Linked DNA regions of Homo sapiens: region 1 is linked to region 2. A link is a loop called in an ENCODE intact Hi-C map of the cell type or tissue named here. Cell type or tissue: HCT116. All regions are shown on one strand. Links, peaks and the distances in the headings refer to the core of each region. The heading gives the core; the rest is flanking DNA. Region 1 overlaps ASTN1 (astrotactin 1). Region 2 overlaps CRYZL2P-SEC16B (CRYZL2P-SEC16B readthrough).

Region 1 (12,307 bases), core at 2,371-10,370, 1.0 Mb before region 2:
GGTCCAGAATATATTTAATTGTTTTTTCTCTTGCTCTTTCTTTTCTATAAGGTAGATATTACTTCATAGTTTTCATACTATTTTCCTTTTTCTTTTAAATATTTATTTATTCAACACACATAGATCCCACTATGGGTCAGGAACTGTTCTAAAAACTTTACAAATATGAATTTATTTATTCCTCATATCAATCCTATGAGGAAGATAGTATTAGAATGCCCATTTTTACAGGTACAAGAAATTGAGGCACAGAGAAGTTAAGTAATGTGTCTAGATCACACAGCCAGTGAGGAGCTAAGCCCTGCTGCCAGGCTCCAGAGCTGAGGCTGTTAATCACTATGCTATATTATATCAGACAGACCTACATCTCTTCCCATTCAGGTCTAAACTCACATTTTTAACATAACTTGATGTCTGGAAGAGACCTACCCTTAGCTGAACTCATTCTTCAGAAAAGGAGGGAAAAAGGAGAGGAAGGTGTGAAAGGAAAATATCTTGGGCCCCCCAAATCACTAAGCGAAAGGGAAAAGTCAAGCTGGGAACTGCTTAGGGCAAACCTGCCTCCCATTCTATTCAAAGTCACCCCACTGCTCACTGAGATAATTGCATATCTGATTGCCTCCTTTGGAAAGGCTAATCAGAAACTCAAAAGAATGCAACCATTTGTTTCTCACCTATCTGTGACCTGGAAGCCCCCTCACCTCTTAGAGTCTTCCTGCCTTTGCTTCCAGTTGTCCCACCTTTCCCAGACCAAACCAATGTACTTTGTGTGTGTGTATATATATATATATGTATATATATATATATATATATATATATATAGATTGATGTCTCATGTCTCCTTAAAATGCGTAAAACCAAGCTGTGCCCTTACCACCTTGGGCACATTGTTGTCAGGACTTCCTGAGGCTGTGTCACAGGTGCACGTCCTCAACCTTGGCAAAATGAACTTTCTAAATTAACTGAGACCTGTCTCAGACTTTCTGGGTCTACAAAGGTATTGAATAAGGAAGACAGAATGAATAGGGAGAAGTGTAACAGAGAAACGTACAAAGCAATCAGTGGAATTGAACTCATGTCTAGTCTTCTAGCAAGTGTTGCCAAATCTCAGTCAGCCGCCTCTCATTAGTCCATGGGACACCTTGAAGTCTCTTCCTTGGTCCGGGAGGTGCCAGCTGGGGGTCTTCAGAGACACAGGCAAGCATACCCAGAGATTCCTGCCTCTTCTAATTAATCTGTGTGTTTGTTCCACAATGAGTCTGAAGGAAGAATACTGCTGGGCTCAAAACAATACTGAGGGGCAGGCATTATTATCCCCATCTTATGATGGGGGACCATGAGGCCACATGAGACTCTATTGTCTAATGGCACACAGCTAGAAAGTAGCAGAGATGCAAACCCAGGGTCATGTGACAACAAAACTGTCATTTTCTATTTCCTCGTGATGCTTGGTAAATACTTGCCAGGAAACCCAACAGTAGCAATGATGGATATTTAGGTGAGAGTAGCAATCTAGCTTCTCTCTCTGCCTCTGTGACCTGGTCACTTCCTCTAATCCCCCAAGAACTCTAAGCAACCATTATCTTATTTGTTTTCAATGCATCTCTGTGAAACTAACAAGAAAATACACTATTAGGACCACTTTGAAGGAGATTATATGATAATATCAACAATTTTATTGAAAAATAATCCTACTAGCATTCAGTTTTATGGCTGAGCTTTTATTGTGTATGAAGGAAATCACTGGCTTAGAAACCAAAATAAGTGAGGTCAAATCTTAATTTTATGAAACTGCAGGGAGCTGCCTGTTTGTGCCAGTTGAATAAGGTTGAGAAGGCACACTCACCAGTCAGGAAGTCAGGGTCAGGGGTGGGCTCCGAGATCTCCTCTAGGCATTGATTCTCCAGGGGCACAGTGGCCACCACAAGACCATCTGGCAGTTGCTGGTCTAAACCACGAGCAAAGTTGTTTTGCCTAGAAAGAGGGTAGACCTTCATTTCTGAGTGTTCAGGTGAACCTGACTCCTTACTGAGCATTTTTTTTTTTTTTTGAGACGGAGTTTCACTCTTGTTGCCCAGGCTGGAGTGCAATGGCAGGATCTCAGCTCACCGCAACCTCTGCCTCCAGGGTTCAAGCAATTCTCCTGCCTCAGCCTCCTGAGTGCTGGGATTACAGGCATGTGCCACCACGCCCGGCTAATTTCAACCCACAATGTAAAATTATTATTTTTGTTGGGACATTGTCTCACTCTGTCACCCAGGTTGGAGTGCAGTGGCACAATCATAGCTCACTACAGCCTTGACCTCCTGGGCTCAGGTGATCCTCCCACCTCAGCCTCCCAGGTAACTGAAACTACAGGCATGTGCCACCACACCTGGCTAATTTTTTGTATTTTTTGTAGAGATGGGGTTTCACCATGTTGCCAAGACTGGTCTCAAACTCCTGAGCTCAAGCGAACCACCCACCACCTTGGCCTCCCAAAGTGCTGAGATTATAGGCGTGAGCCACAGTAAATGGCCTCCCAATGTAAAATTCTTTCTGAACCAAGAAGTTCCCCTCACCTGAACCCCACTGTAAATACATGTCGGAGTAAGACGTAATGGGTATGATTGGTGGGGTGAGGGCTGCGGAAATGGGAAATAAACCAGCTGAAAAGATCTACCAAAAGGGTAAAGACTATGCTTTCCTCTTTCCCAACTCAGTCCCTACTTCCTGACCTCCTCTCGACAAGATCTAGGCAGAGGCAGTCTCATTTCTAGACTACAGTGAAGACTTCAGCCACCACTAGATTAGTGATGACACCTCACTTCTTGCCTTTGGCAAACCAATTCCCAGGCTAAAAGGGGAAATGTTAGTAATGTCTCCTGTCTACAACAGAAAAAGCAGCTGATTCCAAAAACTGTCTTGAAAATTGACTATCAGTTTGCTCATGAGGGTCTAGGCCCAGGTTGCTGTCAACTGCTGGTCCATATCATAATACTGACATCCTCCTCCTCTTCCTCCTCTTCCTCATCATCATCTCCCAGAAAATATTTTCCCATGGGTTCTAAGAAGATGTATTTAAATAGTCCAAGGCAGAACAGGGACAGGCATTGAATGGAGAACCACCTAGAAATATTCTAAATCAATGGTTTGAAACATTTTATTCTCAGGACTCCTTTACACTCTTAAAAATAATTGAAGGCCCCAAGTAGCTTTATTATATTTATATAAAAAGGCCCAATTATGTCTATCAATATGTACAATATTAGAAGTTAAAATAGAAATTTTAAAAATTTATTAATTCACGTAAAAACAATGAATTCATTCAATATTAACATATTTTATAAAACATGAGAGAAGTAATATTTTATATTTTTTGCAAATTTAAAAAATATCTAACAATTGAAGATAGCTGGATTCTCATATCTGAATTCAATTTATGGTAATATCTTGTTTGGGAAGAAAATTCAGCTTTTCTGTAGTTGGAAAAGGCAGGACCTTGGATATGCCCTAAGAGGGTTCCTGGGACCCTTAGGTATCCTTGGATGACACTGTGAAGACTGCTGTTCTAGACTGACTCACACACTGATGCTTCCATTCATAGGGAAATGGAGCTTGAGCATTTTCGTGTGGGCTTCCATGCAAAATCTTCCAGTCCCTGCCTGGGCAAAGTAAAATCTCATTTAACACTTTACTGTTAATCCAAACTAAGCATGGTTCTTGGATTCTGGAAGAAGGAATGTAGACTTGGAGAAGACCAAGGGTAAGAATGTAGTCTATCCCTTTAGACATATCATATTTACCCTGCTCCAACATATAAAGCTTTATGCTAGTGCAAACTCTTTAGAGAAAGTCCACCAACAGTCTTGAACAATCAGTTCTATGTATATGAGGTTTACCTGAATGTTCCTTTCAGCACCTGTCCGGCAGCCACTTCCTTGGAATGGTTGTTGTAACCAAAGAACATCTCCCCAAAGAGGGTCTGGTTCATGGGAAGCTCCCTGCTTTCCCCACAGTCACTTCCCTCTGGACAGGTCTCCGTGATGAGTTGGCAAGAGCGTCCATCCACACCAAGCTTGTAGTCCTCGATGCACCTAGCACAGAGGAGAGCTCAATATAAGAAGTTATTCCATCAATGACCCATGCAGGCAAGTCAACCCCGTATATTGGGAGGAAATGCCTTTGACAGCATGTTGGATCACCAAAGATTAGATTTCCAAGTTATATTCCAATTTGATTTTGACTCATTGTTTTTTTAAGCCTGTAAACTGAGGCTCCTTTCATCATGTGATCAGACTAAATCTCTCACCTTTGCTGTGCAGAGAAGTGCTGTCAGAACTTTAGAGTAGCCTCTCCTCTAATAACTGTACAGTTACCCAAATAGGTCAGGGTAAGAATCACTGAAGATAAGCTTGCAAATGAGTTAGCACATTTAAATCCAAGATATTCTAGAGCTTTTCTTAAGAACCATCTACATGGTCAGACCCTGCATTTGTTTGAAGGGTAATAAGGCAGCAAAAGGAATGACACCATGCTTAAGAAATTAATAACTTTCTAATCTGGTCCTGTGATAAGTCAACTAAGAAATTAGAAAGATTTATCATCTCCTGGCACTGTACTGTTTGAATGTATCCAAACACAATATCAACCCATAAAAACTCCTCCTCCATTAGGAGTAGCCTTCCTGAACTAAATAGACCCTAGGGCACACAGTGTGAATGCCATGTGCACCATTAACCAACAACTGCTTCCTTGGCATCCTCCTCATTAGGATGGAAAAGCAACATCAATGTTAGTAAATATGGGTCAGCAACTCATAAGTCATTAATTGGACCTTATTTGTAGTTATAGTGAGAAGAATTTACATTTTTTAGCTAAAGTAAGAACTTTTCTCATAAGGCTGTCATTAAAAAAGAATATTGATTTAATCTGGGTCTCTCATTGGGCATAAACCAAATTTAGAATTTAAAGATGCTCATGATATTAAAGCACATCATTTATTCCTATCCACAGTCACTGTTATAATAAGATAAAGAACTCTGTCTTATGTAGAGGAACAAGGAATAATATAGCGAGAAGCAATATTGTAATAGCAGTGACTTTGTCCTTTACATGGAAACCTTGGGCCAGCTGATTAACCTCTCTGAGCTTCAGTTTCCAAAACTGTAGAAATGGGAAAAAAGTAGCTGCTTCACTGGGTTGTTGAGAAGATTGAGAGACTGCATGTAATGAGCTTATGCAGTGCCTAACACATAGCTAGTGTTCATTAAATATTACTATTTGTAGAAGTAGAGGTGCAAATGAGGCCCATGTTCATGCACCTTTAACTGCTTTTTCCATTTACCATTTATATATTTGTGTGAACAGGTGTGATTAGAGCTCTTTAATTATAAATGTATGTGATTTGGTCTTTATATAAGAATCTCAAATCAAGGACTTCTTCGGCACGCTATATATAGTACCTTAGATAGTGCTAAACACACGTGTGTCTGATTCTTATTGAAACAGGAAAGAAATCCAGTCCAGGTCCTACTACATTAGTCCAGGAAATAGATGTGACTCAAGATTCCCAGAGGATTCCATGACACCAGCTTAGGTCTGGGACAAGATAGTGAAGTGGTTCCTTCCTTGAGCAATAGCACAGTGTTTCTAGGAAGAATTCTGAAGCTGGCTGGTTCCCTCTCAGTCCACCTTGAACATCTGGACAGCTTCCCCTTTCACACTGCCTCATCTTCCTCATTCTCCTGACCATGTGTCCCACTGTAAACTCCTTTGAGGGGAAAGATCAGGTCGGGTATCCTGTTCTTTTTCCAACACCTGACACCCAGGGTTCTCTGTGCAAAGTAGGTGCTCAAATATATGTTTATTAAATAAATACATTTATATAACTTTGGCTGAATTGACCTCTATTAATTGAAATGGGTCAACCCTAATGATAACATTACAGAGAATATTAAGATATAGAGCAAGCTTCCATTTATGGTATGAGAGTTTACAAGAAACTGAATGTGAAAATGGTTCAATTACAAAGAAATAAAATGAAACACAATAAAATAACATTACATGATTATTCAGCAGGCACTGGCTTTGGGCAACAATCCAGCCTAGTTTTATGACTATAAACATTGATTATCATTGCAAGCCTATCAGACTGTGAGATCCTTGAGGGCAAGAACTATATGTTATTTATCTTTGCAGCTCAGTGGTCGGCACAGTTTGTGGCATAAAGTAAGTTCTGTCCTTAGCAGGTCGGAAGAGAGAGGGGAGGGGAGGGAGAGGGGGGAGAATGGAGAGTGGGGGAAGGATAGACAAGCTAACTATGGCTGTAGAAGAATAGCTGAATCTTTGTTTACTTTATAAATATAGCATAAAATGTCTTTAAATATAATTCCAGTCAGCAGTATAAATTTAAATTTCCAGAGAACCACAGAACTTTTGAAAAATCAGGGAGGGCCTGAATCCAGTCGTAATCTTCTCACTCACCATCTTCCCAGCTTTGAGGGAGTCACTTAACCTCACTGTGCATTAGTTTTTCCATCTGTAAAATGGGTTTGCATTGCTTGCCCTGCTCCCTCACAGAGTGATCCTGAGAAGAGATGAACTGAGGTGGGTGGGAGAGCCTGCCTGCAAGAAAGGGCTCTTCACACGGAGGAATCACTGTGCCTCAGGAGGAGTGGCTGCACACAGTGCTGGGACTTTGGGGGCAGAATTTAGAAAAGTTTCCATTTGTCCAAAGACCACCCCCCTTTTTTGAGAATTGACTAGTTTTGCACACTCTTTCCCGAGTTTTAAACAATAAAAACCTTTTGTCACAAAACACTTAATTAACATAGCCTTTCAAAACACAACTTGGAAAATGCTGGTTTAATTGGAGAATGATTTAAGTAAACCATGTAGTTAACTTCCCCTTGCAGGTAAATTCCCCAGACTCAGTTTCCCCATCTATAGGGGCTGGACTAGACTTAGGTCCCACACAACTTTAAAATGTTCCCCCTCGACTTTAAAAATGTTCCCCCCCAAGTCCTAGAGGCTCTTTCCTCAGAGACTAAGGGATGGCCTAGGGTGACCTATTCACTCACATTTCCTGGATTTAGCATTGAAAGTCCTGCGTCCTGGGACAGATGGACGCCAGGTGGCCTCGCTGGCAGCTCAACTCACCCACAGAACATGAGGATGTTATACAAGGTGGGGTCGTCCGGGAAGGGCGCCATCTGCTGGAGGCACAGCTGCTCACAGCCGCCGTTGAAGCCGTCGGAACAGTCCACCCCGATGTGGCGGTCATAGCAGCCAGAGCTGTCCTTCATGGGACTGAGTCCAGATGGGCACTGGCACAATCAGAAAACATCCACATACGTGGGTGAATCGGGGAACTGAGTTCTCTGGGAACTGAGTGTAACCACTGACACCAATTTGTAGCACTCAGCCTTGAAACTATTAACATTCGCAAGTAATCCATGAATTTCCTACCACAGCAGACTTCTTTTAAAAACAAGTGACCTTTTTTGACGTCTTTCTTCTTCTCTCTAGACACTGATCACACACATTTGCATTAAAGACACTTCCTCCAAAAAGGCTGGAAGAGAGCACTGTAGCAAGACACAGCCGAGGTGTACTGGCCTCCCAAATGGGCCTCTGGCTGGCAGGAGAGTGGAAGTGATGGGCCAGAATGAAAATGCATTTGCAAAGATTCCACTGGGCTACAGGAAGGAAGTGCTGCTCTTTGGCCTTGGTGGTACTATGAGTTTTTTAAGTGTCTAAAGCCCTTTGTCAACAATGGTACCAAATAGCAGTGTTGGGGGGAATGGACTGAGCCAGGGCTTCCAGCCTGAAGGAGGAAGTGAACATTCCCTGTAAGCTTAGAGGGGGGTTGCTCTCATAGTGGGAGTAGCTGTGTCATCACCTCCCTGTGTCAGGGATGCTCTTTGGAAGACACCTAAGACACAAGGGTACCTACTATATGGTCACCCACAGGTGCTGCACTTGGATTTGGCTGGATGCTTTTAATGCAAAATATTTAGCTTTTCAGCACTACCTTGTCCTCAGTAATATACTCCCCAAGAATTATAGCAAAGAGAATATCTAAGAAGGGATGTCTTTTCCCAGGAGAAGACAAAAGGACTTGGTGAGCAATTACAGCACTTACCCATCACCTATTATATGCCAGGCCGTGGTCTAAGGTGCTCACTAACTCATGTGATCCTCACAACACCCCCAGGAGGTAAGCAGTATGATCATCCCCATTTTGCATATGAGGCAACTGAGGCACAGAGAGTTTCACTTTCTTAAAGTCACACAGCTGCTCCTGGCAGAACCATGCTTGAACCCTTTGTAGGTTGGCTGTGGAGTCCGTAACTTAGCTGCTTCATCATTAGCACACACCACACTTAACCGTTTACACAGTAGTCACCGTTTACTGAACACTTATGAGGAGCTTGGCACTATGCTTAAGTACTTTAGGTATTTTATCTCACAATACCCTATATTATCCCTATTTAGAGGTAAGGACACCATTAACATTGCCAGTTAATTCACAAACTCTTCTCACTGCACTGGGCTCTGTTTCAAAGTCAATGACTTTTTTTCCCCATCCTGCACCTTCTGCTTGTGCAACAGATTCTGTACATTTGCATTAGAGCTAATCCTTTCTAATAGGCTGGAAGCAGGTAAATAACTTGCACAAGGTCAAGCAGCAGGAGTCGGGCAGAACTGGGGGTCTGTCCAGATCTGACTCCAATGCTGGGGCTTTTAATGACTATGCTGTATACATATCGCCAACAAGTTAACACACTCCTCCAAAACCAACACCAAACTAAAGCAAAACTTTCTAAACTCAATGAAACACAGTGTTAAACATCTCCCCTCCCTCCCTACTGCCTGGTTTGCACTTTCTCTTTGCTGCCAAGCACCTTGTCTTAGTAGCCCACAGCTGCTGCAGGTGTGCCTCTGAAAACTCACCTCTCCTTCCTCCTCTTTCTTAGTTGAAGATCATCACCAGGCAGGATATGCACTGTTTGCTAACACTAATTCTGTAACTTCCCAAACAAATGGCCCCCTGTGGGCCTGCCAGGCTCCCAGCCTGGTCCATCTCCCTTTCTCCCCATGAAGGCAGCTGGAGTGCTGGAAGGTGACAGCATTTAAAGAAGTTTCCAAGGGCTGCCTCGTGCTGTGCAAACCCAGCTGTTCCAGATGATGGTAAACAAGCAAATGAGGCAGCTGAGGATTGCCCCCCATGTTTTGCTAGCCTCCCACTAATCATATTCCTTGGCCACCCAGCTGTTAGGCCAGATGTGCCACCAGAAGGGAGCTGGCTTCAGCACTGTGCGGCTGCCCAGGCATGGATGCAGGATAGAAACCTGGAAGACATGGAAGTTTGATTGGAATTGAATGGGCTGCACTGGTTGCCATGAGTTTGGTTTATTTTTCCCTCCTTCTAGACAGCTTGCTAGAAGCCATTAAGCAGATAAAGTCAGTCCTTCTTTTATTCCCACCTCATATGGTTTCAGCCCTTGTACCACCTAGCTACCTCAGTCACTAGCCAGTAGTTTCCATCTTTCCAACCACCCGCTTTTTTCAGAGTTCTCCTTCAAGCATGATTTTTGACAAAGACTTTGTTGAATGAAACATGAGCAGGCTTTGTTTCAGAATTCCAAAACCACATCTTGCCTGGCTTTAACGTCTAGATGACCACTGCTATCCCAAATTGGACCAGCTGAAATTCATACTCTCTTAGGCAACTTGCAGAAAAGACAGTTAGCTGTCTTGTCCAGGTTTTTTATTTTTTTACTTATCAATAAAGCCAAAAATAGTATTAATAGCTATCAGAAATTAAGCAATTCTTTGTGTAGAATGGTCTACATATGTTATCTTCAACCCAATAACACAGGTACATTTCATCTTCTACAATTTAAAGATGAGGAAAATTAGACTCAGAAAGATGAGGTAACTTGTCTAGGGTCCCAGTGGTGGAAAATGGCATGATCAGACTTCGGGCCTAGATTGTCTGTCCTGAAAGCATGTGTGTTTTCCATCTACTCCGCCATGCTGCTTCTCTAGTATGATAAAATCTGGATTCATGAGAATCCCTAAAGAAACAAAGTCAATGTGTCAACAAAGCAAAGCAATCCTGTAGATTTGGTGATTGCTTTAAGGAATTCCCAGAGTGTGTTCTGGGGTCAATTATGGATTTGTAGATTCAGCCTAGTATTTTCTTTCTTTCTTTTTTTTCTCTCTCTCTTTTCAAACACACAAACACACACACACACACACGCACATGCATGCATACACACACATGAAGTACCAAAATACTGAGTGTAAATATTTTAGGACAAAACATTATAAAGTGTCCAGAGTGACGACCTTGATGGCGAGTCAAGATCCTCAATCACTGAAAAAGATGCAATTATCCCTACTGCACTGGAACTTGCTTAGGCTGCAGTTCAGAGTAAAACATTTTAGAAAGATTTCCAGAAAAAAAAAAGGCTAAAACCCAAAATAATTTTCTTCTTAACCTTTGGGAACCCGAACACACATTCTTTAAGGAGTTTCCTAAGGTATAAATTTGTTTTGTTTTTTGCCTGAATCTTCTTTCTGCTGTTGCATCCACATTCTGGGTTCCCTCAAAATCTATAGCTAAGTACAAAGAAACCAGAGTCTCCAAACCATGCCCTTCATCCTAGAAGTGTTTGTTGCCAGAGTCCTGTTCTCAGAAAGAAATCCTGCCTCCAGGAGAAGCATGCATTTTCTGTTTGCAAGGGCTGGATATTCTTTTCTCCTGGCTCTGGACAATGCCTCCACTTATTCCTTGAAAGAGAACTGTTTGATCAGGAGAGACCCCCAAGGTCATATATTAACCCTTCTTTGCATAGGTTATATTTAGCATTCCTAGGGACTTTATAAACTACAGGCTTAAGAAGAAAACTCCATTTATTATGGCAACAGCCCTCCCCTAACAAAAAGGTTGAGCAAATGAGCTCATATTTCAGTGACCCCTAAAATACACAAGGTTAATCACCTTTCGTGAGATGCTCATGGCTTCTTGACTTATTAGTGGTATAAGGCATAATTGGCTAATGAGATTAAAATGATTTTTCCCATTCAACTCCTTTTCTTTGTCATCTTTCCCCTCTTTTCCTACCAGTGATTTTTAGTTGATTAATTACTTAGGAGGCTGGTCAAATCTCAGGAAGACTCACTAAGATGCATACTTCCGTTCCAGATTATGAAGTGGGTGCTCTGTTGGGAGATGAGTATGAGAGATAAATACATGAACATATTCAGGGCCTCTGGGAGAAAAGGGATAGATTCTTGCAGCTGATCCTGCCTCACCTTACCTTAGATGATTCATAAGACATGCAACTATAATTCCTATTAGAAATGGGTTCTCTTTTACTAAATGGCAACCTCACTTCTTTTACAAATAATGATTCCCAAACTTTTTGATGGGCTCTGACATGCAGGCTCAAGCCATGCAGGACTTCTCCCAAGGGGAAAAGTTTGATGGAGTCAAATTTATATTTCAGCAGTGATAGCTTCCTGCCTCCATTTCTCTGGAAGCCTCTGAGGCACACTCTTCTGCTTACTGTCCTACAGAGAGAGAGATGGTAATCTGTGATGGTCTCCGCACATCTGTGCTCCAGTAGAGGTGAAATGACACATTTCATGGGAAACCATTGTAGATAGCATGTGGAGGGAAGGGCGGCAGGGTCACTGGGTAATTCAAAGCTCATTAGAGCATAATGCTCTGGCAAGGAAGGTCGTGTGTTCAATACATGAGAAAGTGGGCACCCGATTTCTCCCCTTCCATGGCACAGGCTGCTCACCTGTGTACATTCTTACGTCTTACAAAGCTAAGGCATTTTTTGGCCACTTTCAGAATGAGTGTGAAGTTAAAGAAGGAGCATTAGAGCATGGGTTTTCCTCTTTTTCATTGCATTAGAAATCATTTTCAAAGATTCAAACAAAATTTTATATGAAACCTCAATAGATAGACTTGATAAGGGTGAAGATATCCTGGCTAAAGCTCAGAGCAGGGAGGCTGAAGTCCTGCCAGCCAAGCCTGCTCCAATCCCCACTGCCATCTCCCATGGCTGCTCCCTCCAATGATGTCCCTGGCATAATCCTAGAAACCTGTGAAGATATCACCTCACATGGCAAAAGCGACTTTGCAGATGTGATTAAATTAAGGATCTTGAAATGGAGACATTATCCTGGATTATCTAGGTGGGCTCAATGTAATCACAAGAGTCCTTGAAAGCAGAAAGAGGAGGCAGAATTGGAGAGAGAGGGGGATGTGCTACAGAAAAATGGTCAGAAAAATGCACTGTTG
Region 2 (12,307 bases), core at 2,158-10,157:
AGGACTTCTGACATCCCCAGCACTCACATAAGATACAGATGAACCACAATCTCTGGACTCAAGAAATGTATCCAGCTGGAGAGAAGTTATTAACATAGGAGAAAGAATTGGCTAACAATACAGTGCAACACAAAAAACACTCAGATATTTAAAAACCTGAATCATGAAGCAGAAGCTCAGACTGAGGGAACTTAGAAGTGTTAGGGATGTGTGAGGCTGGCAGGAGCTGGGTGGAGAAGGCGCCTGGACAACGGGGCGGACTTACACAGGCAAGGCAGGCACCCTGGGAAGCAAAGGGCGAGTGCTTTCATAAATTACTTTGTCTCGTAGAATCAGATCCTGAGCGTCAGCTATGTATATGCTCAGTTCATCATTTTGGGTACCTGTTGTTGTTCCTCCGGCTCCCGAAATATCTGAGCGAGTAGGATGAGGATCCCCAATGTCTCCTGCTACCTTTTGCTATTTAAAATAAAGTAAAATTCCTTTTAAGCAGCACAAAGGAAAAACAAGAACAGAGAAACAAAGTGATTCAAAACTTAAGCCAAAAAGAAACTTCCAGTGGGAAAGACAAGGTAAGGGAAATGCTTGTATGCTTAGGGGCCTGGGGGGTCACGTGGACAGGGCTCCCAGCTCTGCTCAGAGCAGGCAGAGATGGCTGGAGACCAGAGTCATCCACCCTCCCCTGAAGGAAGGAGCGCATGGAAAGAACTAAACTGTAGGCCTCAGCACGTGCAGCAGATAGAAGGGGTAGAGGCTGTGTGTGCTTTAAAAAATCCACCCTGTCTTTTCTTCAGAGCAGAATGGGAAAAAGAAAATGGAGGAGGCCCTGTTCCAATTACTGTTCCAATTACAACCAGCAGCTTTTGCAATTGTCAGAACAAAAAGGAAAAGGCCCGGAAGTCTTTTAAGCAATTGCCCCACATTACATGAAAGTGACACTGGTCCACTGTGATCCATTGTTCCTAGCGGAGATGGGGAAGCTTTGATGGTCATGAAACATATTCTCTGGGGCCTCAGGGAAGGATGGCAAGAGTGACTGGGAAGAGCACCCCACCGTGTCACATGCGAACATAGGAAAACGCTTCCACACAGGGGACAAGCAGTGGCAGGGAAGCTGAGTCCCACCCCTTGCGCAGACACCAACTGTGCCTCATGGGTGATGGGAGAGACCAGGGTGAGGCATGGGGACCAGGGACTTGCTAATGTCAGTGCCTACCTGTTCCATGTCTAGGGGTGGGAAGAGGGAAACAAAGGCCAGTCCCCCCAACGCCCTGGCTCCAATCCCACTCACCTCCAGCTGCCTCCGAAGTTGCGCTAGCCAATCTGGCTCCAGGTCCCTGTCTCCACTGCGTCTTTCTAAAACCAGAGGATCTGACAGCTTCAGTTTCTCTGCTAGCTGTGCCAGGTTTCCAGATGGGTTAGGGGCAGAAAGTAAGAGAGGAGAGGAGAGAGAGGGAAGAGAAATGGAAAGACAACGGGGAAGAGAAAACAAGGAAAAAGGAGAAAGAGAGCCTTAACTAACTTGTAAATTACATTATAAAAAATAATCGAAAAACAGCAAATTCAGCAGATATCCTCCCAAAATTGCAACATAAATAAACAACCCGTCTTGGGTGCTAGATTCTAAATAAAATATGAGGAGAAACAGTTACTCAGCTTCATTTCTCTGCAAAGCTGTCTGCTCTGTAACAGTGTTTCTCAAACTTAGGGTATACATAGGAATTTTGTTAAAATTCTAATTGTAAACTTGTTAAAATGCTAATTCTGATTCCATACGTCTGGGCAGGGCCTAAGAGTCTGCACTTTTAACCAGCTCCCAGGTGATGCTAATGTTACTTTGTATTTCAAGGATTTATTCCATAAACAAGTTTTAGTTACTGAAACTTTTCTAATAATTCATTCTGGATCCCTGAGCTCCTTGCAACCATCAACCTGTTGGCAGAAACTTCAGGGTATGGGGAGGCTCACCACCACAAATTTTATACGTTAAAGAAGCCAGCACTTGGGCCTCATCTATGGCAAAGCAAAAATTTAAGGGTAGGCTGCTTTTTTACTCTCTAGCTAATGGATTTTTCTTCAATTAATTGAAACAACTATTTGCTTGATTGTTGTTTTCTTTCCTAGGAACTAAAGGTTGATATGTTTTTGTTTTCTATTTTAAATGTACCTCACATGTGACAAAATATTCCATGCATTTAAAAGCATTTTAATAAGGATCATTTACTCTTTTAATCACTAAAATATATTTTCTAAGCCCAGCTTTTATAATTAGAATGGTTCACCGTAGCATGTAGTTTTACTGTACCAGAAAAGCAGATGCAAGAATGAATTTCTTGAGTAACACACACATGGTTTCCAGTCTCCAATCCCACCACCACCCGCCCAGAGAAGATCCTTCTTTGTGTAGTGTTGGGCCTCTGCTTATCGCATCTGGGCATGCATACATGGTCAAAGATGGCCGTGGGCTCCAATTTTATGGCATGTTCAAAGAAGATGAAATGTAGAGTCTAAGCTGCTCTACGATGGCTTTCTCTGAATAGTGAAGATAAAACAACTGCACAGAACCCTTTGAGAGGCTCACCTTGATGAGTTCCACTAATAGCACAGGGTGACTGCTCTCTCCCTGGCTCAAGACAGCTGCACCAATGGCTTCGCAGTAATGCAAAGCCTGGGACACGAGGCCATAATCTGCCAGACGGGAAGCATAAAGGAGCTTATACACCTGTGAAGAGAAAAGAGTCAGTGACTAGTCCATCCAGGCAGGGAGAGAAGGAGAAAGAAACATAGATAAGACTTCTTGGAAGTCAGCTGTCAGTTTCCGCTAACTCTGGCATCCAAATACCAAGAGGCTTGTGCCATTTGGAGCATTTTATCTATGCACGGGCACAACTCCAAATCCAGCCTGCAGTTCCTGCATTACAGAGAAAAGAACAGGAGTCCCATCCGCTCAAACTTCCTAGGTCCTGGTCACCATGCAAAGTGCACTGGAGTCCTTATTTATTGGGTAGCCCCACATATCCAGAGAGTCTGATGTAGAGGCATAGCACCAGGCACAAGACGGACATTAAAAGAAGCAAAAATAGCCCAGGTGTGCTGGCTCATGCCTTGGGAGGCCGACGCAGGTGGATCACTTGAGGTCAGGAGTTTGAGACCAGCCTGGCCAACATGACAAAACTCCGTCTCTACTAAAAATACAAAAATTAGCTGGGCATGGTGGCATGCACCTGTAGTCCCAGCTACTCGGAAGGCTGAGACAGGAGAATTGCTTGAACCCAGGAGGCGGAGGTTCCAGTGAGCCGAGATCATGCCACTGCCCTCTAGCCTGGGCAACAGAGTGAGACTCTGTCTCAAAAAAAAAAAGAAGCAAAATTAGACCCTAGTGCAAAGGGCGTCAAGCTAATGGAGAGTACTGAGAAAAACAAGTAAGCGCTCGTGAAAGCATGAGTGGCAGGGCAGGATCAAGTGTGAGGGCTTTGGTATCAGACAGACCCAAGTTCAAATAAAAGCTCCATGCGAGGTGTGAAACATTGGGCTAGTTACCTCATCTCTCTGTGCCTCGGTTTCCTCTCTACAACATGGGAATACTACTACTACCTACTCCCTTGGTTGTTATGGAGATTAAATGAGATAATTCAGGTAAAGTACTGAGAACAAACCGCATGCAAGAGATGAGGGCCGATAGCATGTTACCCTTCCGGGCCTCCGTTTTCTCTTTCGTAAAAGGAAGTTAATCATGCCTACCTCACAGGATTCGAAACAATACACAAGAAGAGTAATGCCACAATGCCAGGCACGCAGAAGCTAATCTCATTACTATCAGCCCCAAGCAGCACCAAAATAACTGACAGGTGGGATGAATAAAGAAAGGAAAGAAAAAGAGACCAAAGAGCCGGTCGAGGAACTGCAAAGAGGAGCTCATGGGGCAAGGTTTTGCTGGAAAAGGTGAGTCTTTGGCAAAGCCCTTAAAAAAGAGAAGATGCTATAGGACAAATGCCTAATGCATGCAGGGCTTAAAACCTAGATGACAGGTTGATAGGTGCAGCAAACCACCATGGCATATGTATACCTATGTAACAAACCTGCACATTCAGCACATGCATCCCAGAACTTAAAGAAAAAGAGAAGAAGCTAATTGGGCCATTTCTCTATGACACAGGATTTCACTTTCAAGGCTTTGTGTTGTGTGTGCATGTTGTTGTAATTGTTGTTGTTGCTGCTGCTGTGTGTACCCTCGACACCAAGCACTGAAGGAGAAACAAGGAATCGCTGGAAAATGTCTCTACCTAAAGAAGATAACTAAGGTAGGAAGATAAGATACCTGTGCATAAAAGTCAAGAAAACACAAGGCAGCGTGAGCTCAGTGTCAGTGGGGGGCCCTGGATTCGGCTGTGGGAGCCACACTGTGCCTGCCATGACGTCAACGCCGAAAGCAGTTGCTGTGTGCCAGGCGCTGTTCTCGAGCATTAAGGAAACTAACTCGATTTCATGCCAGCTCCATTACAAGGCACCACTCTCATCCCATTTTACAGCTGAGACCACTGAAGGCTGCCATCTCAGTCATACTCGTAGGTGTGGCCCAGGTAGTCTGCATGGAGGAAGGGATGGTGCTGGACGTCAGAGCTCACAGAGGATTTAGACGGAGGAGGACACGATGTCAGCACTGGTCTTTACGAATGTAAGGTGACAACAGCATCATGTAGAAACGTTGAGAAGAGGGCGGAAACCACAGTATGGACACCACCCACACAGCTGATGCTCTGAGTGGGACGAAGAAGGGTGAGGGCGGAGGTAGAGGACAGAGGATTTCAAAAGAGGCCGGAGAAGGAGTGCGGAGCAGAGGGAGGGTGAGCAGACACTGGGCTGGGCCTGCGCTCCCACTCCCTCCCACAGGACAGCTGCGGAGGCTCAGAAGAAAGGGAGAGCTGTCTGGAGAGATGGGGAGAAGGAGCTGACAGCAGGAGTGAGGCACAGGCCGGGGCGGCAGGCAGGACGTTCAAACATCAGCAGTGAGGCAGGAGCCTCCAGCAGAGAGGCCTCTGCAAGGTTTTGCCTTCATATTATAAAATACAGACCTTTAGGGGACATAAAAAGAAATCCTACACCCTCCCACGCTTAAGCTAATGAGGAAAAGTTCAGTAGATAACTTAGCCCCAGGTACTAAGTGCCAAAAAGCAAAGCTGCAAATACAGCTGCCTGCAGCTGCCTGACAGTGACGGTGGTGGCCTCATCTGGGCTCAGTTACCTGGAAAGAAGGGATGAAGGATTTGGGGCGGCCCAGCATCTGACAGTACTCGAAGATTTCCGTCCTCTGGATTGCCTCAGTTGTTGCAAATTTCAAAAACTCTTGACTAAAACCAGAGAATAACAATAAAAGAGATTGAGGTGTGGGGGACGCAGGAGTTAAATCCTAGTGGCTCTCCAAACACCAGCTGCAGCCTTTCATGGGGGAGTTTCCATCCTGGGCTGATGCCTGCGGCGGCTTCAAGAGAAGAAGGAGACTCTGGGCTCCCAGAGTGAGTGTTTCACTTCCTCTCCCTCTCCCTCCTTGAGGCTGAGGAAGGAACAAAACAGAACTCTGCACCAGAGGCACTGGGAGGCGGAGGCTGCAGAAAAGGGGGGTCACCTGCCTTCTTGCTGAAGGGTAACTCAAGGCAGGCTACCTCGAAGGACACTGGGCCCTACTCTTAGACACACAGAGAGCTGGCCCCCATGCCCATAAAGCCTGTCATGTACCTGTGAAGGGCACCCCTAGTTTGAGCAAACTCGCACAAAAGAGGGGAGCCATGTAACACTCCGGGAGCACTGAGACCAAAAGGCATGGCAGAGCAGGTGAGGACTGCTGAGCCAGAAATCAAACACGGGTCCATACATTGGATGTTCATTCCACCAGTGAGGATGGGGACTGAGTGAATGTGATCTGGTTGGGGCAGGTGGTGGGCACAAGAGTCTCATGTGACCCAAAATTTCTCCCATCAACAACTTGCTATGGTGTTTAAAAACCACAATCACCAGGTTATTCCTGGGGGTAGGACTTTATTTCCAAGAATTTCCTCATTCAACATAAACCAACGTAAACATAGGAGGGGAGACATATTAGCCCATACACACTTATTGTACATTTGGCACAGAAGGGATTCTTTGACAAGCTAGCCATGTGCTATCAGAGACCAGGAACCTGGAAGGAACAGGCAATGAGCTGGGTACACTGCCTCAGTGGTAGGCAGTGTGGTGCAACAGTTAAAAGGGCTTTGCAGGCTGACTGCCTGGATTCCGAATCCAACTCACCCACACCCTCACTGTACCATCTGAGACAAGTTATTTCATCTCCCTGTGCCTTGGTTTTCCTCCTCCATAAGTGACGATTAAAATCTTTGCTTCACTTCACTTCTTCATAGGGTAAATGTGTAATAATTAAAGGAAATAGTGCAAAGAAAATGCCTGGCACAACGTAAGAGCTTAGTGACTCTTAACACGTATGGGGAGGGGGATAGAGAGATACAGAACAGGGAGGGCCTCTAGGGAGCAAATCGTTCTGTCCATGCATTCATTCACTGAGAGCTGATTGAGGGCCTCCTGCAGGAAAAGCCTAATGCTATGGCCAACAGAGAATGTCACCAGTGGGACTCTAAGTAGCTTGTGCACCAAGTCATTGTAGGGATGCTAGGGCCCCAAAGAGGGACTAAACATAAACTTCTTCCATTTTCCAGTTTTGCCTGGGTAGGCTCTCAGAACAGGCCCAGGGCTGCCTAACACGGACCCACAAGCCTCCACATGTAAAATGTTGTTTTTTTAAAGGAACAAAGTTAGCTTGTGGAGCCAGGGTGCCACCCAGTGGCCAAAGGGCACAATACCACACAAAGGCATCAGCCCACCTCTTTGCAGAGGAGGACCTGTGGCCTGAGGCCCCCGCCAATGCTGTAATGTGGGGCCCACGGGGCATCTCCTTGCACAGACCTGCACAGATAACAATCCCAAATAAGGGAGCCGGCGGTAGCTGAAATTCACATGAGAAAATGAAAAATGGATCCATAAAACCCAACAAGGGCTAAAACAGTCCCTTGGAAAATGTCCTTACTGTTTCCTTTCTCCCAGGTCGCATACCTGTGGCTGCTGCCCAGCAAGACCAGATGGTCTGTCTTCACGGTGTAGTGGCCAAAGGGCACGTGAGCCATGAGATAGCAGAAGTGAGCTGCCTCCACAAGCCCCTTCCCAGCTGCGGGAGGAAGAGAACAAGACCCAATCACGGAGCACACCCGTATGGGGAGCCATCATCTGGGTGGGATGGGAGACAGATGGAAGAGTGGCCTCGGGGGTCAGAGGGGAGAAGCCACATGGGACTAAATGAATGAGCCTTTCATAGCGTGAGTCACAGACCCCTAAACCCCACTCCTCCTCCCACAGCCCATTTGGCCTCAGACGTTACATTTCTCTTCAGCCAGAATAAGGCACAATTTCACGTTCTCCCTAAAGGACTTTTTACGAGGAATTCCCTAAACGTTTTAGTCTTTCCTCAGGGTGAAAAATGAGTTTGAAATGCCTGCACCTGAGCAAAGAAGGAGACTACTGAGAGTGGTCGTTCTTAAACTAGGCTTCCTGAGGCAGCATTGCTTTCCCTGCTGAAGTCAAACATAAAAATCATATTAATTACCAACATGTTTTGAAATGTTCTCCCATACATTTTCCACTGCCTCAAAATTGAGTTAATTCAGCTAGATACAATACCTAGCACAGTGCCTGGCCCCCAAGAAGGGCTCAACAAACATTAGTTCCCTTCCACTCAGGGTGCTGCATGGCCTCCATCTGACTTGGCACAACCTAACCCATAGCTATTAAAGTTTAACAGAGCAATATTTTAAAAAGCCTCATGGGAGCACCATGATTTCTGGATGCTCTGCTTCTTGGCTAAATTTGAGAACCACTGATCTGGAACACTCAATAGCCCCCTAAGCGTTTATAAGGCCACATTCACAGAGAGATGATAGCAAGAAAGACTACAGGGTTAACCCAGAGTGGTTCAGGCAAAAACAGAATTTCCTATCTGATTGAACTGGGTCACTGAGAAATTTACAGCAACAGGAGGCAAGGTGTCCTATGCGTTAACTCCATCCACAGGGGAATCTGACCCAGGGCTAGAAAATCAGCTGCTGAGAGGAGACTCCTACAGCAGCAGAACACCAAGTCTCAGGGGCCTGGCCTGCATTCACTCACGGCAGAAATTCTGTGAAACAGAGAGGCAAGAAGGACACGTGTTTCCCTGGAGTTTCTTTCCCCAAAACATGGAGGCTCCTGGGTCCAGGAAAAGCCTAGGGCATAGACTCTGGCCCTACCTAGAACCTGAGAATCTAAGGGCAGGATGTTTAAAGCTGACCTGGACGGGGAGGGGAGGTGAGGAGAGGGAGGGGAGGTGAGGAGAGGGACGGGGAGGGGAGGTGAGGAAAGGGACAGGGAGGGGAGGGGAGGGAAGGGACAGGGAGGGGAGCGGAGGGGAAATGCTGGTGTCGCTTACCCAGGGTGTCCCCAATGGCAACAATCGCACGCTGATACAGCTCTGGGTCCCCAGCCTGATTCGACAGAATCACAGCCAAGTGAGGCCTCCAGTCTCCCCACTGCTTTTCTCCACAACACTGAAAAGCACCAGAAAAAATAAATGTACAATCATTTAAGAATGGCCAGATGTACATAAAGAAGGCTGTTGTCTATTTCCTGGTTCAGAAGTGGTCAGAGAATGCCCACTCTACCACCTGCAATGCTGCCATTCATTGATTTAGAGCTCTCATCTTTAAAAAAGTAAAACTGTCAGAAGGACACAGATAGACAGATACGTGTACATGCATACATACATACATACATTCACAGGGATATTGGAAAATGGATAAATAAAATGACATTGCTCACTTACTATTTTTCACATTTCTCCCCAGTGCCTGACCCCCAGATAGCTAGAGACAAAACTCAGAAAAACCCTGAGGCTTCAGTGGGAGAAGGAAGATCAAACATCCTTGGCTTATGAGTAGAAGAGGCCACAGCCTGTCACAGAAGTCGGGGGAACACGGGCCTGCTTAATGTCTTACCAAATGCCTATGTTTTCTGGCTCTACAAAGCCCATTCACACACATCCTCTTAATCTTCACAGGAACCCTATGAAGTCTAGTTCCTACTGCCACTTTAAGAATAAGAAAATCAAGCCAAGTGGCCCAGCTAGGACGATGCAGAGGCAGCAGAATTCCACCAGGGGGCAAAAAAGAGTAAGCAGCGTGGTGGAAATGTACAAAGCCCCGCATCAATGGTGTTTTCCCCACAATCTCTCCCTAAGGCTGTCCTACTAAATAAAGGAGAATTTCAAGGCAGAAAATATCAATAAAGAAACAATATAATGTCATGGAAACAACACAGGCCCCAACTCGAGTCCTGCATCTTACTAGCTTACCTACCTTGAGCAAGTTTCTTAATGTCTCTGAACCTTTGTTTTCTCATCCCTAAAATGGAGATCGTAATTTCTACCTAACAGGTTATTGTTGATAATAAAATAAGATAGTTGTGTAAAGCACATCGCATGGTGCTTCACATTTGGTTTGCACTTAATCAATTACATGTAGGTATAAATACACACACACACACACACACACACACACAGTTGGAAGCTCAGCAGAGGAAAGAGGTGATTTGCATAGCCGCCTACCTTCCAATTTGTTATATAGATAGGTAGGGCAGAAGATTGCCAATAATAACTAAGATTTGGAGTTAAAACCATTCATAATTACTTGGTCTTTGTAATTATCCCAGGGAATAAAAGATGCTTTATTCAACTCCATTTTATACCCAGTCCTTGTTGATCTGGTCAATGCAGTGAGAAGAGGATGATAACAATAATGGTGATGATAAATCATAATAATAGCAGTTCTCATGTGTCACATCGAACCATGAACTATATCCTGTGCTAAGCATTTCTCCTACCAATAATCACATGTGCTAAGTCCTATTATGACCTGCATTTTAACATGTAAGCCAAACTGCTTCTTGCTGGATCTACAGAAACCAGCAAAAGGGAAGGAAATCCCTTGCTAAACACACACACACACACACACACACACACACACACACACACACACACAAAGAAAAACTTAGAGGTCATTATTCTGTCTCCTCGCTGGTGATTTGAAAAGATCACTATAAATCAGATCAATGGAGAGGCGGAGGGGACACAGTAGAGAGAGAGAGAGAGAGAGAAAGCACCAACATTTATTAATTAACGAAAATGGGCCAAGCATGATGGTTGATATGTTCAGATGTTCTCTCTCCCTTAATTTTCACAATAACTCTACTGGGCACCAAAATCCCCATAAAGATTAAAAACTGAGGCTCTGTGAAATTAAGACACAAAGCCAAGTTCCCCTGGCAGAAAGATGTACATAGAGTCCAGGTTAAACTTGTGTGAAACCCACGTCTGTGTTGTCCTGTTGCCATGCTTTTCCACCACCCCATTCATCACATGGAACTGAAGTCCAGCCTTTTAGTAGATGCTAAAGTGCTGGGAAACTCCCTAAGATCAAATACTGCATTGGCACATCACCTCTGGCTCCTCCGTTTTCTCATCTAAAAATAGGGGAAATTAAGCTAACTCTACTATTACAAAAAAAAAAAATGAACCATAGCTAATTGTATCATTTCCTGCATTTAGTACTTTGTGACATAATGCAATTCCATTCTGGAGCACAGGCCATTCCACTGAATTGTGAGGCACACTCTGTGCTACAAAATAGCCGGTTGATTTGATGATGGGGCATGAAAATCATTTCTCTTTTCTTGGAATTAGCCACAAGCCATAAGAAGGATAAAAAAAAAAAATGAAAAGTGTGAGGTCGATTTTTATTTAAACTAGTGTTCACCAAAAACCCAAGCCTCAAGATACGAGAAAAGGCTCCATTACCAAAAGTAATGGAGATTGGACAGACGTGCCTCCATGTCCCGGGAAGCCAAGAGGACACGAGGGAGAGGACCCCACAGCTCTCCCCACTGGCTGGAGAGCAGCAAAGGCAACTCAGGCTCACATGGAAAACTGGGTCCTGCAGAAAATGTCGGATGGCCTGGAATATGGCCTGGCCCATCCTCTGCACAAACCTAATATAAATAACTGGAAATAAAAATCCAGGGAAGAGTCAACTCCTTTAAAGTTATGTAATATGAGAAAACAAGCACAGAATGTATACAAATACACCCTAAGACAGAAAGAGGAAGGTAACATGAAAAATAGAGAGGAGAGAGAACATTCACTACAAAAATGTTACCACAAAACAAATGAAAAATTATCACCAAACATTTTGTCATGAATTTAAGTAAAATAATGAAGCAATTGCATCTATGAAGCAAGAGCATAATCTGAGTTACTAGAGCTCAGGAAATAGATGGTAGATAACAGGAAATGAATGTAATGTTCAGAGCTCAGGAAAAAAGTAGGGGGAAATTGAAGAAATAAAGACAGAAACAAAAGAGCACAAAAGTAAGAGACACCAGTGAAAACACAGTAAAGGACAGAGGAAGGAAAAAAGAAAGGAGGGAAGGAAGGAAGGAGGAAGGAAGGAAAGAAGGAAGGAAGGAAGAAAAGGAGGATGTAAAGGAGGGAGGGAGGGAAGGAGGGAAGGAAAGAAGGAAGGAAGGGAGGGAGGGAGGGGAGGGGAGGGAGGACAGGGAGGGAGGATGTAAAGGAGGGAGGGAGGGAGGAAGGAAGGAAGGAAAGGAGGGCAAGAGAGGAAAAAAGAGAATAAAAAATTATTAAAGAGAAAATTATAGATATAATTCATACGTGTATATATATGAAATATGTGTACATGGAATTCCTGAAAAGGAAACCAAAATAATGGGAACAAAACAAATATTGAAGGATATAATCCAAGAAAATATCCCTGAACTCTAACATATGAATGTACATATTAAAAGGGCATGCTATATATACCCCAAGGAAAAAAATCGATCCAGACAGTCAACACCAGAGCATAATCTAGTAAAGTGACTGGACGTCAAAGGTAAGGAAGGAATACTTTGGGGCCAAAAGATCAAGTCTCCTATAATGGGAAAACTATCAAGCTAGCCTCAGACTCTCAGCCACATCAACTCTAGAAGATTGAAATCGAGTATGTCCAGCTTTGAAGTGCCAGTGTGCAGTGGTGGGAAACATTCCTCCAGAGAAAAGAAGGGCAGCCCTGCCAGGGGAAGCCTGCAGAACAGGCACAGGTCCTCTTGCCATTCACAGCAGAGCAGGCAGCTTTGACATTTTGGGAAGGCCAAGGTCTTCAGAGTCAGACAGACCTGG

What was found. A loop is a pair of places that touch in the nucleus more often than their neighbours do. Peaks named below come from ENCODE experiments on the same cell type or tissue, not always from the same donor. Only the 100,000 strongest peaks of a DNase experiment are listed, where the experiment ranks them.
Region 1: a loop joins it to region 2, with 15 times the contacts of the local background. A loop is called at or near these places in 7 of 110 quality-filtered maps.

What each region holds. Positions count from the first base shown.
Region 1 is chr1:176,942,045-176,954,351 of GRCh38, forward strand. It overlaps ASTN1 (astrotactin 1), which reads right to left. Exons shown (of 23, transcript NM_004319.3): 12 at 7,141-7,307; 13 at 3,882-4,076; 14 at 1,847-1,974. Among named protein-coding and RNA genes, the nearest start is that of MIR488, 81 kb to the right of the region's middle. In HCT116, for the core only: a CTCF peak has its summit at 7,183 (motif pointing left); a DNase peak (open chromatin) is centred at 7,147; H3K27me3 peaks cover 1,581 bases.
Region 2 is chr1:177,939,319-177,951,625 of GRCh38, forward strand. It overlaps CRYZL2P-SEC16B (CRYZL2P-SEC16B readthrough), which reads right to left. Exons shown (of 32, transcript NM_001356506.2): 19 at 8,507-8,624; 20 at 7,102-7,213; 21 at 5,243-5,348; 22 at 2,582-2,722; 23 at 1,292-1,396; 24 at 384-459. It overlaps SEC16B (SEC16 homolog B, endoplasmic reticulum export factor), which reads right to left. Exons shown (of 26, transcript NM_033127.4): 13 at 8,507-8,624; 14 at 7,102-7,213; 15 at 5,243-5,348; 16 at 2,582-2,722; 17 at 1,292-1,396; 18 at 384-459. Among named protein-coding and RNA genes, the nearest start is that of SEC16B, 25 kb to the right of the region's middle. In HCT116, for the core only: CTCF peaks have their summits at 6,841 (motif pointing left) and 9,222 (motif pointing right); DNase peaks (open chromatin) are centred at 6,813 and 9,193.